Regions from separate parts of the Mus musculus genome. Here region 2 is linked to region 1. A link is a loop called in an ENCODE intact Hi-C map of the cell type or tissue named here. Cell type or tissue: left cerebral cortex. All regions are shown on one strand. Each heading gives the region's core, and the rest is flanking DNA. Links, peaks and the distances in the headings are about the cores only.

The links. Peaks named below come from ENCODE experiments on the same cell type or tissue, not always from the same donor. Only the 100,000 strongest peaks of a DNase experiment are listed, where the experiment ranks them.
Region 2: it touches region 1 in a loop (2.0-fold over the local background); 2 of 42 quality-filtered maps call a loop at or near these places.

What each region holds. Positions count from the first base shown.
Region 1 is chr8:14,377,411-14,384,988 of GRCm38, reverse strand. The region is part of intron 3 of Dlgap2 (DLG associated protein 2); the gene reads right to left. Among named protein-coding and RNA genes, the nearest start is that of Gm26184, 110 kb to the right of the region's middle. In left cerebral cortex, for the core only: no CTCF peak of the experiment used is centred there; DNase peaks (open chromatin) are centred at 2,165, 3,088 and 3,326; H3K4me3 peaks cover 1,634 bases; H3K27ac peaks cover 1,114 bases.
Region 2 is chr8:14,464,546-14,472,123 of GRCm38, reverse strand. All of the region lies in intron 3 of Dlgap2 (DLG associated protein 2), which reads right to left. Among named protein-coding and RNA genes, the nearest start is that of Gm26184, 200 kb to the right of the region's middle. In left cerebral cortex, for the core only: no CTCF peak of the experiment used is centred there; a DNase peak (open chromatin) is centred at 3,836; H3K27ac peaks cover 184 bases.

The sequences.
Region 1 (7,578 bases), core at 2,001-4,500:
AAATATCCCACACACTGTACACTGGCTGGAAGCACACAGTGCGTAGGTGTCTGCTGTTATCTCAATGGCAACAGTCATGCCAGCATCCTTCCTAAGTACCCTCTTACCTCCTCTGACATCTGTAGTTCTTCCTCAGCAGCCTTCCTTGCCCCTTTCTCAGACCACCCGTGTGGGACATGGGGGATCAGGCTTGTGTAAGAGGGGGATAAAGCATGGCTTCATGGCATGATCCATGAAGAAAGATAATGCTGGAAAGACCATGTTTTCTAATACAGCACAGAGGACTGCAGAGCTCTGCTCCCACGGTCTAGGATATTGGGAGTTTCAGCAGCCTGCACTGACTGAATACTTCACGGAATTCAGCGTACCCCACTGAGGTGCAGACCCATTCACTGAAGGAGAAACAAAAAAATAAAACTCAGGGAGGAGAGATTGCTCAGAAGGGGAAAGAACAAACCTCACAAGCATGCAAGCCCAAGTTTAGTCTCCAGAATCTTTTTGGTTAAAAAAAAGAAGAAAAGCTAGATGCAATGTGTGATCCTCGCACTACTGCAGAGACAGCATGTGAGATAGGAAAACACGGCAGAAGCTCAGAGGCCAGCTGGAATACCCTATGCATGGCAGACAGAAGGCTGGCCCCGCCTTAACAAGGTGAAAGCCATGAACTCAGTCCCCAAAGTCAATCTCTGACCTCCATACATACATGGCACACTACTTACACACACACACACACACACTCCATGAAGTAAGTTTCAAAAATCAAAACTTGCATTTTATGTATATAAAATGACGCTAGTCTAGAAAGCAAAGGCTGCACATAGTTTGGAAGCCGTGTTTGAGACCACGAGAGAGAACTAAAGTTTGTCCAGAAAATACCTAGAGGCCTCAAACAGCATCACAGCAGGGCTGTGAAATGTCTGCCAGAGACCTGTGTGCACATGCTGTGGTTACATGTGGGTGAACACTGTCACAAAGTCATACTTCATTTCTACTGCCCCACCTTCTGCTTTAATTATATTGAACTGATTCGATTTAAAAAAAAAAAGTACACATTACTTAAATACACTTAGCACTGAGTAATGGATACATGTAAAGGCGGGGTTTAAACTTAGGGAAAGAGCCAGTGGCCTGCTTCTCTAGCAGATGTCTAACTGTGCTGTGATCTAAACGTCTCTCTAGGCTTACTTCCAGCAGCAACCTTCAACTTGGGCTACAAATCCAACCAAAGGCTGGGACATCCATGCAGTACTGGGATGTCGAGTGTGGTCCTGTGAGCTCTCTCGGGTGAAGGGCAAGGGTGATGGGTGGTTGTGGGTAATAAAATACTTGTTGCTCGATGAAGCATAATTTAAAGGGCTGGGTAAAGTCGAATGGACTGACCCTCACCTGGGAATAGACTTAAGGCTACAAAATTCCTCCTGGACACTGAGCTCCTGGAAGGTGACAGACCTGAGCTCTGGGGATAGAATTATGAATGAAGCAGTCGATATCCACCTGGAAACGCGGAAGCCAATGGCAGCTTCCCTCTGGACATGCTCAGTCCTTTGCAGCGTGCAAGTCCTCCCTGTGAAAACTCAGCCATTTATAACGGGGAATGTGTACAGCCAGCGACTACCCAGATGCGGAGGCAACAACAAGTCTCTTCGGTGCCCGGAAGGGGCCAGATGTGGCCAGATGTGGCCGTGCTCTTTGGAGAGGAGTGTTTCCTTTCCAGAGGGAAAGCAAGAATAAAACGGAACATGTCAAGGCAGAGTGAGAAGGAAGTGTGCGGAGAAAGACCACACCAGGCACACCTCATCTTCATCCCTGTGGCTCGCTCACCCAGAGGAGGCTGGGGACCAGCCACATCAGCTGGACCAGCTACACAGTTCCTCGCTGCAAAGGGGAAAAAAAAAAAAAACCTTCCTGGCTGGTGTGAAGCAGTTGGCTGGGTTCTCAGAGCTCCCTGTCAGACTGTGCACTCCAAAGCACGCTTTATTCAAAAGCTCAGCAAGTCCATGACACTTGCACACCATCTCCTCCTACAAAGCCAAGGAGGGCTACTTGGGGTAAGCGCGAAATTAGTGCTTTGGAAGGGGCTTTGGTTATAAAGACCGGGCACAGACAGCTCTTCCCAGCGGGTGTCCATCCCAGCACCTCTCCCCTCTTTCATCCTATTCAACTGCAGCTGGGAAGAGCTCAAAACCCTTTACTGCACTCAGCCACACAAAGGAAGCCCTCTCCGCAGGCTTCTCTCTCTTGCTAGCCTATGAAACACAGGTTTAATGACCTAAGGTCCCTGGATTTACTCATTCCCAGGGGATCACGGAACCCACAGCCCAGTTGCCACATCTTTGCTGAAATAAAAGGAGAGCCAGCCAAAACAGTGCTTGCATTACAGACTGCTCCAGTATCTGGTGACTATCGAAATGATGGTTAATTAGAGACAGAACTTGTCTGCCTAGGACAATGCTATGGTCCTGGATTGCTGTGCAAGACCATCTCCCCCAAGTCCCCCCAGAGAATGGAGGATGCTCCCTGGATTGCAGTGCTGTCTCCTGGCTGTCACTACCATCTATCAAGACATGAGTATTTCACTTACGAAAGCAGTACAACCCTAGGTCTATGAAACAGAGCAATGAAAGAAAAAAAAAAAACATAAAAAAAAAAAAACATGCTGCAAAGTACAGAGAGGTAAGCAGCTGTCGGTTTAGCTGGTCGAGTGCTGATCAGTTAAGTATCATTTCCCAGAGGCCACGGAACTAGTAAAGTCTACATCCAAGACACAGGGAAAGTGAGAAATGAGTCACCTTTGACTTACCGAAGCGAGACTCCTGCTGCACGCCTTGCAGCATCCGAATGTGAAGTGCAAGGCAGCTCCACAGCAGATGGGAAGCTATGCACGCAGAGGCACTTCAACCTCGCTGCAAAGGAAGGAGGAGGCCAGGGTGACCAAGTGAGTGGTCACAGCTCCAGTCAGCCTCGGCTTGGACTAGGCATCCACGGTACTCTGCAAAACAGGCACACTGCAGCACGGTGGCGGGCATAGGATCCCTATGCATGTCCCATATATTCAAGCGTAATAGAAAACATGGATCTGGAGTGGATTCCATGTGGATATGGGGGCTGCCTGGCACTGAGCGCTAAACGCAAGCTCTCTGCTGGTAACAAAATTAGCCATGGAGATGGACGCCTTGATTAGAGCACAGTGCTGTCCCCCGGGACAGCAATTACGGAGAGCAGGTGCTCTGTCTCTTGCTCTTTCAGATAAATGCCTATAATCTCATTTCACAAACGATCCCTATTTAGACAGGAGCCACCTATTGTGATGATATCATTTGCTCTAGTAGCCATAAATGGGCAACTTCCTACGAAGCGTCACAGAGCTGACGACACAGGTCTTCATAAAAGTGAGTGGGCAGGGTGTTCGGAGAGGCCCGTCTACACGAGCAACTCATGCTGAAGATTCCAAGCGCCCTGGCATCTGAGAAGTTGCAGGGGAAAGAGGCAAGCCTTCCACTCCAATCTTTCAGTATACCGGACTGGGCTAAGAACCAACTGTAAGCAGGAGGGGGAATGGGAGGGCAGACCAGAGACCGCTGGCATCTACACATCCTTACACCTGCTTCAGTTGCAGGTGTCCTGGTAGAAAATAACCTGATCACTTATGTTTGAAGTACAGAAACTCCACCCGAGGAGGCAAACATTACACACAAGAATCCTAGTAGAGTTAAGGGTGTGATCTGGTAAAGATAATGAGAACCTTATGTGCCCAGTGGATGGCCAAAGGACTATGCCTAAAACCTCATAATAGCAAAGTAACTTTCTCTAAAAGCACATGCAGAATAACCAAAGAGCTTGGGTTTATTAGAGCTTTGGATTCCTCCACCGACATGTCTACAGAGACAGTGGCTGGTGATGACCAAGGATAAGAGAATAGCCATTGAGCCTGGCCACTGTGCAAATACTGCAGGAGACATTCAGAAATACTGTCCTAGAAAAACCTCCCTGGATCTCCCTGAATTACTCCAGTGGCCTGACAGCTCACTTGGAAAAGGCAGGGTTTCTGCTAGACAATTCACTATTCATAGTACTGGCTTAGGACAGGACACACTATGTTTGGACCAAATTAGACTAACATACTCCTTTAAAGTACGTTGTGGCTCAACCATTTAAGCTGCAAAGTTTATAGTGTGCTGCTACTGGTCTGAGGGAATGTGCTTCCGGACCCCAGTGGGGAATCTGTGTTGAGGTTACTCAGTGTAAAGGAGTAGCCACAGCAAAACCTTGCTTTAATATTCATGATATGCGTACAGTAAATCTGGGCTGGAGAAATAACCCAGCAGTTAAAGAGCACCAACTGCTCTTGGAGAGGTCCTGAATTCAATTCCCAGCAACCACATGGTGGCTCACAGCCAGCTGTGATGGGATCTGATGTCCTCTTCTGGTGCATCTGAAGACAGCTACAATGTACTCATATACATAAAATAAATAATTAAATATTTTTTTAAAAAAACCCAGTAAACCAATACAGATCTTCTTCAGTCTGCCCCATCAACACAGCAGGTTACTGGAAGGAATAACTAACTATACATACATATGCTTCCTCTCAGTGGACACTGAAGACCTCTTTCAGGAAAGTAAGCTCCTGCAATAGGATGTGCTCAGCAAGGAGGTTGCCTTCACCACTGGAGTAGGTTAAATGCCTTCCTCCACGCCCACCCTGCAAAGCTATGTCCACTTGGGTCCTCAGAATACCATATTATTGGAAATAAGTCTTTGTAGACATAATTATGGACCTTGAGATGAGATCACTCTCTAATTAGGGAAGACCAATGACAAGCATCCCAGGACACTGACATCAACGTGAAGACAGGCAAATTAACTAGACTGATGGTTCTATAGCCAAAGAACACCAGGATCTCCAGTCACCACCAGGTTGTGTAAAGAGGCGTGGAATGGACCCCTAGAAACTACAGAATGAACCATTCCCTCAGCTTGTACCTCACGTTCAGAGTCTGGCCTCCAGAGCCAAGAGAGAATTAGTACCTCCTGTCTTGGTCACCAGGCTACTGGCACTACTCCCTGCTAATCACTCAGCAGTCCATATCAGGCTCTGGAGTATCTCATAATGATACCACAGAGAAATGATGCAAGCGGGACTCAGATCTGGGATCTACACTTTGTTCACTAAAATGTCTTATCAGTGGCTCCTTGCTCTCTAGATGTTTCCTAGTTCATTGAAGACCACAGAAGTAGAGTCTCCAGTCATTAAAACAACTGACTCAAAGTCCAAAAAAAAAAAAATGATAGCTAATGCTATGTCCCTCTCCCCTGCTTACTAATGGAGTACATTTCTGCTTTACCTTCTTCTGGTGTTGTATCATTGCCCAGAATCCATGGTTAATGAATCCACCCACTACAGTTTCCATAAGTAGAAAGGACCCCCAGATAATATTGAAGTGGAAGGGTGGGGCCTGAGGTAATGATGAAGTGGGAGAAGGAGCTGAAGTTATAATGAAATACAAGATCAAAGGCTGGAGAGATGGCTCAGTGGTTAAGAGCACTTACTGGTCTTCCAGAGGTCTTGAGTTCAATTCCCAGCAACCACATGGTGGCTCACAACTATCTAGAATGAGATCTGGTGCCCTTTTCTGGTGTGTGGGAAGACAGCTACAGTGTGCTCATATAAATAAAATAAATATTAAAAAAAAAAGAAATACAGAGTGAGACCTGAAATAATGCTTACATGGAAGAGTGGAGTCTGGGTTAAGAATGACAATGGAGAGTGGGCCTTGGAGTAATGAATAAGTAGAGTAGAGGCACCTGATGTAATGACTTTACTCCAGGCTGTACCCAGGGATGAAAGGGTACAGCCTGGGGTAAAGTTGACACAGGTGAGTGAGGCCTAGAACAAGAAGTACCCTGGGAGGCACATGGGGTAAGGATGCCACTGTATGGTGGGATTTGGTGAGGAAACAGGATACAGCACTGCTGGCTTCACATTCACCAGGTTTTCTGCCAAGTGGTGGGAACAGAAGACAGACTAGATCAGAGCAAACCTAGTAAATTCACCAGAAGAAAGAAAGAGGAAGGTCCAACCTAGAGGAAGAGGAAAATCCAACCAGAAGGAAGAGGAAAATCCAGCCAGGAGGAAGAGGAAAATCCAACCAGGAGGGAGAAGAAAATCCAGCCAGGAGGAAGAGGAAGAAAATCCAACCAGGAGGGAGAAGAACATCCAACCAAGAGGAAGAGGAAAATCCAGCCAGGAGGAAGAGGAACATCCAACCAGGAGGAATAGAAAAATCCAATCAGGAGGGAGAAGAACATCCAACCAGGAGGGAGAAGAACATTCAACCAGGAGGGAGAAGAACATTCAACCAGGAGGAAAAGGAAGTCCAACCAGGAGGAAGAGGAACATCCAACCAGGAGGAAGAGGAACATCCAACCAGAAGAAAGAGGAACATCCAACCAGGAGGAAAAGGAAGTCCAACCAGGAGGAAGAGGAACATCCAACCAGAAGAAAGAGGAACATCCAACCAGGAGGAAAAGGAAGTCCAACCAGGAGGAAGAGGAACATCCAACCAGAAGAAAGAGGAACATCCAACCAGGAGGGAGAAGAACATCCAACCAGGAGGAAAATGAAGTCCAACCAGGAGGAAGAGGAAAACCCTTGTACTAAGGGTTCCCCAGGACCATGTGCTTTGCTCATCTGCCTCCTGAGAGCCTAAGGGACAGTACTATAAGGGACTTGTACCTTATTTCACAGAGGGAGGAACCAAACCACAACTGAGCCATCTGGATCAGAAGTGGCTCTAGAACTAATATGCTCCTGTCCAATACACAGTCCTATCTCATACAGAAAACAGAGACCAGCGTGGCCAGCGGCACACCAGGCCTGGTAAACAGTTGGGTTATCCTAGAGAGAAGGATACCATCGTAACCAGGGTGGCTGGAGGCACCTGACTTATGTAGGATCAGCAAAACACAGCTGGGAAGAGCTGTGGTACTGCCAGGGTTGGATTTCTGTATGACAGAGCCAGGTGTCTATGAACTCACCAATGCTGGCATGGTTGGGAATTCTGAGACATCTGTCACTTGTCTCTAATAGGAGCTCTGCCCACATCTTCTCAGACAAACACTCTCTTTCTCACTCGGCATCTAGTCCAGCTCTAATCATTAAATACTGAATAAAGATTTGCCAGAACCTTCCATGTTTTCCCGACGGCAGTTTCTCACCATCTCTTTTGAAGCAGACGTGAGTGCTTGTTTCTGTCAGGGAAACTGACAAAGCTCTTAGGAAATCTGCACAGAGCCCCACCAGATAGGATCCTTGATTTCTAAAGCGGTAGTCAGATAAATGCTTAACTATCACCAAGGAGTCATGGTCTCCCTCAGATTGACTCAAAACAACCATAGATGGACAAGCTCATCCACGGAAGAGCTTTAGTAAAACTGCCAACTTGAGTTGCTGACTGAAATCGGTTGTCAGCGAACTTTAAGAGGTCAGTATGACCACCCAAGTCAACCTCCTTTCCGTCCTTTGCTGACCTGACTCCCACTGCTAAAATGACTCCAGGTTGTTGATATTTCATTCAA
Region 2 (7,578 bases), core at 2,485-4,984, 87 kb before region 1:
AAAACAGCCTTCCATATTCCGTCCTCTTGTCCCCACCTTCTTCTCCTGTGATTTGTCTCGGCTCAACCACTGCCTCCTCTACACCATATTTTATGTTCTCTTCTCCCCCTCTGATTGTGTGTGTGTGTTTTCATGGGGGTTGTACACAGATGACATATTCATGCATATGTGTCTGTGTAGGTATGTAGGACAGAGATCAATCTTGGATATTGTTCTTCAGGTATGGTTCATCTTCAGTTTTGATGCAAGGTCTCTCAATGGCCTGGAGCTTATACACTGGGCTAGGCTAGATCAACAGTGAGACACAGGGATATTCCTGTCACTCTCCTGGGCCCTAGGCTCACAAGCTCCTACGACCCTGCCTTGCTTTTCCTGGGGCATATTTAGAAGGGTGCACATCACAGAGGCACTTTCTTTTAGATAGTACCCATGATGGGGAAAGAGTTAGAAATGAAGGCACAGCTGCAAATGTATATCATAAATTAGATTAGGAAGGACTGGAACTGGCCACTTCGTGTCTAGCCACAGCGAGACAAGGTTCTGGGAACCAAACTGGGGTCCTCCTGCCTGTTTCACAGACACTTTGCTAACTGAGTTATAGTCGCTGTGAGGCTTTATGTTCTTTTAATCAATATATGACATGGGGGGAAATGAACACATGTGGAATCTCTGATGAAAAAGGTACCTGGAGATCTACAGACTCTACCACTGGCCCGCTGTGTGTGTGTGTGTGTGTGTGTGTGTGTGTGTGTGTGTGTGTATGTGTGTATGTGTGTATGTGTGTGTGTGTGTTGTATGTGTGTGTGTATATATATATATGTGTGTGTGTGTATATGTATGTGTGTGTCCATGTGTGTGTATGCCTGTATGTATTTATGTGTATGTGTGTGTGCATGTGCACAATTCTATGTCGATGGATTTACATACATGCACATCTAAAATAAATGTCAAATTTGCAATAAAATACCTATTTACAAAAGAATGTGTCGTGACTTTAAAAAACAGAGCATCCACGGAGACTCGGTCTCTAAACAGAATCAGCTGCTGTGGCTACACAAGAAGCGGCCAGCTCCCATCCTTCCTGATCTAATTTATGATACAGGATTTGAGGCTGTGTCTTCATTTCCAACTCTCCTCCACTGTGGTAGCTGTCTCAAAGGAAAGTGCCTGTGATGAGCATCCTTCTCCATATGTCCAAGATAAGGTAGCCCCTATTCTAGGAGCTCATGTTAGGAATGAGTCTGATATAATAAGTGACAGCTCTGTGCTTAATGTCCTACTATGCTCCAGCAAGTGGCTGCAGCCTTCATAACAAATTGTCAAAGGCCCTGAACTTTCTTCAGCTCACCCCTCATTTATTCTCCACTTATGGTATGCATTGTCTTCCATTTTCCTTCTTCTAGAGTAGCATCCCCTCAAAGCTCAGCCGTACACACATGGTCATGTATCTTCTGAGTAGCCGGTCTTTGAAGTGGCAATATTGATCCACACCACAAATCAATGTGATGCCTTGGTTCTGCACCCTGTCAGAACCCTAGGCTCACCTCAGCAACAGCTGCTGCTTTTCCCTAGGCATGAGCTGAACGAGAACTTTAAAACTATACTTTGGATATCAGCCTGGGGTCCAAACTCCAGATTTCCAGGAGCAAACAGATATTAATCTCCAGTGTCAGTTTTGGTGACTCCAATAACAGCTCTCAGATGACAGAGGTCCCCGCACAGTGGCGTGCTTCTCTCTTTCCTGTGGGACTTGCTGACGACAGGAGCTGGGCAGAGCTGCTGTGGTTTTTCAGTCGCACACATGGGGCCAGGCATCAAACAGCTGCTGATGAACGCTGAGCCCCTTTAACAAGCATTCATTTGAATCCATTACTCCTCTTTTCTGATCAATGAATTACTGGGTTTAAGAATGGTTGGATCAGCAGCGTATGCATTTTCATTTTGACAAAAATAAATAAATAAAATGTATTTTTATCATTAAAAGTGAGGAGCTTGTAGAAAAGTACAGTGTTAATTATGAATCAGTCTTTTAATTGACAAGAAGTCTATGTATTCGCAGCGTATGGGATGATGGTTTGAAGTATGTACACATTTTACAGTGGATGAATCAAGCTCATTAGCAGGCACACAGCCTCATTAGCTCATTTTGATTTTGGTGGGCATTTAAAAAAAATCCACTCTCAGCAACTTCCAAGAATGCAGCTATAACCACCGCTACTCTGCTGTATGGGAGGGCCACAGAAGTTGGTCTCCTAGTTAGCTAAATCCTCTGTGTCCTTTCTCAGCTGTGGTCTTTACTTCGCTGGGTTAGACAATTTCGATTCTATGTATGAACGGATGGGATTGACTTATCTTTCCATCTGACTTATTTAAGTTAGCATAGTGTCCTGTGGCTTCTCTCATATCACACATAGCATGATGCACTTCTCGTGAAAGGCTACCTAGAACGTCCCTTTGTATAGAGACCAGACTTTCCACTGATGAGAGGTTGGGGATTCGGTGTAAGGATTAACTGGCCACCCTCTCTATCCTTCTGAGAGTTGAGCATCTTCCGTTTCACAAAGCCCAGGGAAGCAGGAAGCTCAGCAAATGTGGATCTGCCTGTCTCTGCCACCAGGGCTCTAAGAAGCTGCTGGGCCAACAAACCTGCTTACAAGACAGAGTCACACAATTAAACTTCAGGCAACTGAACAGATCATAAACTGATAGAAGGGAAATGCGTTTCTAATTTCTTGGGGATGGACCTCTGTGGCCTGATTAGGTCAGAGTTCACACATACGGCATGACATTCAGGTTAGTGTAATTTGACAAAGGGCCCTACTATATGCCATAGGTGGACACTGGAAGCTACAAACTACTAACCATGAATGGGAACCGTCCAAATGTTCCCTCCATGGCAGAAATATTGTAGAAGACACAGGAAATGAAGGAGACCCCTGATCACAGTGGAGCACAAGGTGGGCTTCAAGCCCCTTTCTTCATGAAGAGCTTCAGTTCTTCCTCTCAGTGGAAGTCTAAAGTGGGCTCTAACTCTTCCCTTCATGCGGGTATGTAATACACATACCTGCATTCTTCATGCATAATACACGGGATACCATACATTCTAGGGATTTTGTGCTAGCCAACAAGTTTAAGATCACCCTGATGGTGGGACTAGAACACCCATGCTGTGAGGTGACTCACTGTGGTGGCAGTAGGAGGAACCTCAGCTACCAACAACTGACTGGAAACATGTTATCCATGGTCACTGTCCTTGAGCTTGGCACGAAATACCTGAGTACAGGGGTTGAACAGATTCTGGAGTTCAGGGAACGTCAGATCATCATCCACAGTTTGGGGAAACAAAAGCCAATGTTCCTTGGTGGAACAATGGGTAAAAACAGGGGTTGCTGATGGTAGGAGCCATGATAGCAGAGACTACCACCCCTCAGCAGGTAGACAAGCACTGTAGAGCTGCCATCCCTGGTGGGTAGAGCTTCCTTCATGCAGGGGGCTTCAGTTCTTCCTCTCAGTGGAAGTCTAAAGTGGCCTCTAACTCTTCCCTTCATGCAGGTATGTAATGTTGTCTTTATTGTCAACACAGTTAAAGGAAATTCCCAGTGGACCTGAGCCCAGCCTGAGCAGAACCTACCCACATGGTGAGAGCTGTTTTGGAAGAGTGAGCCAGGGTGGATGACTAAGAGCGTACACTGCTGTCTATATTTGGAGTTTTTTTGTTTTTTGTTTTTTTAAGGACTTTGGGGTGACAAATCAGTGGTTTCCTAAGAAAGGCACATCCTGAGGATGTGGGAGGTGGACACCTCAGAGCATCTCTTCCATGCCTCACAGGGCCGTCTCTCCAGATGTAGGCACCTCAGAGACTGTGCTGACGATTACGGTCCAACTCCTCACTGAAAAGGGAAGCCACGCACACTGACTTCCCTCCAGACGGCTTGTCAGTGAGTCACAGTGCCCTACTGGGAGCTGCTCTGAAATTTCAAGAGGAGAAAGCACCATGCACGCCTCAGCATTGTTATTATGACTATTTTTACATTACCGCCAGCACATCCCAAGCTATTCTGGTGGCACCATGTCATCTGTAGAATAGAGACAACCAAGAGCCACACATCAGCCACTCAGGATGGGCCTTACGCTCCTTTCCCAATGCCAACACTGGAACATTGATTTACATTTTCCACAGATACGCTCCACGGTGTATATCTTGTAATAGTAATATACAATATGCCTTCTGTATCACACCTTGTTTTAATATTCTAAATTGCATGCTATACAATAGTTTAGAATGGTAAACAGTGGCTACTCTACCATATAGAGATGACTGAGCCATTCAGGGATACCCATTGGTTCAAACAAAATCAAACATTATCTTCCTGAAGTTCTCTGGCATCCAATACCAACATGCCATGGAATATTCTTGTCAACAACAGTGAAAGCTACTGAAATCTTCCATCTGACAAACACCATTTCCCACACACATGACCTTTTAATGATCATTAAGTAGTAGGAGTTATTGATCTTGTTACATGTCTCAGGGGTGTGTGATTCAATAGCCCAAGGTGCATGCTGCCTTCACTGGATGTCACAGGCAGGCTTCTGTGTGTGCTGGCTTACAGCACATGCCATGGGCAACTTACAGTTTGAAAACAGCCAGCACCATTCATAAAGACACCACGAAGAGGAAACCGTTCGAGTGGCTCATGACTGAAATGGGATTTGCTTTTCTTACTGAGTTGGGGCTGAAGCAGGAGATGGGCATCCAGGAAGGAAGTCACCAATAGCACAGTGGTGCTAAACTGTCTCAAGGGATGCTCCATGCAAATCCCTTCCACTTCTCCCCTGCAGATTCACATAGAAATGTCAGAAAATAGGTGATGGACTTCTGAGAGCACGGTGGACCCTGATCACCACACTTAGAAACCTTCCATCCTCGCCCTTAGAACAGCTCAGTGTCTGTGCCTCAACCTGTCCAGACACTGCAGTGACGACTGAGGAACGAGCCCTGGTGCAGGAGCCTTTGTGAAAGATAAGCACCACAGCTGCTAAGCGCATCAGATAGCAGTATCTGCACTCTCAAATATACATAGCATTGACAAATTGGACATCTAGAAATACACCGTTCAAGGCTGACAAATCTTTCTGTTACAGTTATTCCGTGAGTTACAATGACATCAGAGCCCTCCCTTCCCTGCCCAACACATTCTTCATATGCTTCATGTAAGAGTCCCTTAATGCCCTCATGTTACTTTATTGTCCAAGATGGCCCACACCTTTGCACTCTCAGATATGCATCACTATATCATTATATATATGTGTGTGTGTATATATACACACACATATACATACATATACATACATATACATATACATATACATATACATATATATATATATTGGCATTCCTATGTCAGTCTGCAGGGGAGAGATGGAAGGTATTTCCCATGGAGAATCCCTAGAAAGAAGAAAGCACCATGCTATCTATGTCTTCACCCATGAGTGCCCACCCATCTTGTATTTCAGCCCCTAAACCCTTCCTCCTGAAGCCCCTTCTACTGCTTGTGACCACCTCGGAGAGCCAAAGCTCCTCGTGTTTAATATTGTGCATGGGGAAAATTTCCACTCCTAATAGTCAGACAATATGTGACCCGTCCCTACATGAATTTCCCCACAGACTACAAGGGACATCAAAGGCATCTTGCTTCTTAAAGATGTGAAAATTAGATAATCTATGGAGAGAGGAATCAAAGACTGCTCCTTTCTCAGGGCTTAACCATGAAAGGCCACTGGGGAATTTTCTAGAGCAAGCAAAACACTGTACCACCGCTGGTGTGGGGGCAGCACAAGACCGGCAATACCAGATACCTGGCTATTTTACTGTATGCAAATTATAAGTTAATTAAAATCAAATCTGACTTGAGAATATTGTAATTTAGATCATAATTAGTTTGGAAAGGGGGGGAAGTTGTGCTACTGCAGAGGTGTACCTGTTTTGATTTATTTTTTTCAACTTCACAGAATTGAAAGGAGTACAAGAAGACAACTCAGCCCTTTGCGAGTGCCTCTCCATTTGAATAAAGATAAATTATATGATGTTTGCACTCCAGTTCTCTATTCTAAACATCACATATTGTAATTTTTAATTGCATTTATTCAAACAGGACTTCATACCCCAGGGAACGCCTTCCTTCCCTGTCGCCTAGCCACTGTATCTGCAGCGGATGGGCATAGCTGAATGTTTTTCAGTCAGTTCCTTGTAATCGTAGACTATAAATTTAAGTTAATGCTACTGTCCTGGTTTCATTTCGTACTCTGACAAAAAGCAACGTGGAGGAGAGGTGTTCCAGTCCATCACATAAGAGAAGTCAAGTGGCCGGGACCTGAACTAGCCAATGATGACATCCACTGTGCAGAGAAGAAAAGAAAAAAATTGAAGTTGCGCATGCTTGATGCTTAGTTTACACACTTCGATACAAGGCCAGGAAATGTGTGGCCTAGAGTGGGTTGGGTCTTCCCTACTGATCAAGATTATCACCAACAGACATGCCCATGGCCAACCCAGTCTAATTTATTCTTCATGGAGACTCCCTTCTCATGTGATTCTAAATTGTGTCAGACTGACGATTAAAACTACCACAGCTAGGAACTATTAAATATTTTACCACTGAGTTAAAAAATATTCCAGAAAAAATATTCCATACTGACATCTCTATTTCAAAAGGAATTTTAATGACATAGGTATATATAATATAATAACTGGCATTTCAAGATTCCTTAATGTATTTTAAAACACAAATTGTGATTTCAGTCCATATAGAAATGGATTTATTTAAAACTACAGTTCACAGGCAACTTAGAGACTTAATCTAATGATGCTGTACTGTTGTGGATTAGATGTGAATGGTGTCTCACAGGCTCCTAGTGAGACACTTGGACTCTAACTGATGGTGATGTTGGGGGAACTTGGGGAACGTTTAAGAAATAGGCCCTAAGCATGGGTGCTCATGAAATTAAAAAAATAACTTCATAAAATACTTAAATATTCTTGGGTGTTATATGAAGGTATAGAAAAGCCACTTTGTTTTTAAAATCATTGAGAGAGAGACAGAGACAGAGACAGAGACAGAGACAGAGACAGAGAAAGAGACAGAGAGAGAGAGAGAACATTATCTGATGGAAGCTGGGAGTCTTATGGAAGAAGCAGAAAATTTCTGGGGACCAAAGGCCAGCTGAATGATCTGGAGACCATGCTGGCATAATAGGCTTGTGGTGAGACACCCTCCAAGTCAGTGCCCAACCAGCTGGAGCCAATGGATAGGTAATGGTGACCATGCTGTGCTAAATGTAAGAGCAGTCAGGGAGGTTGTACCACCAACACACCCTCAAGGCTCTTCTGTGCTCTCTTGCAAGACAGGACAATGGAAATGCTGACAGGTGTGGGAAGTATCCTGGTCACTCCAGCAATTGTACTTGGCCAATGTGTAAGCAAATTGCAACTCTAGAGTGGTCTGCACTTTGTGAATCTCCTGGGATGATGAAACCTACATTTGAAAGTTGAGAGATGTTTGTTCTGCGAAGTCCAGG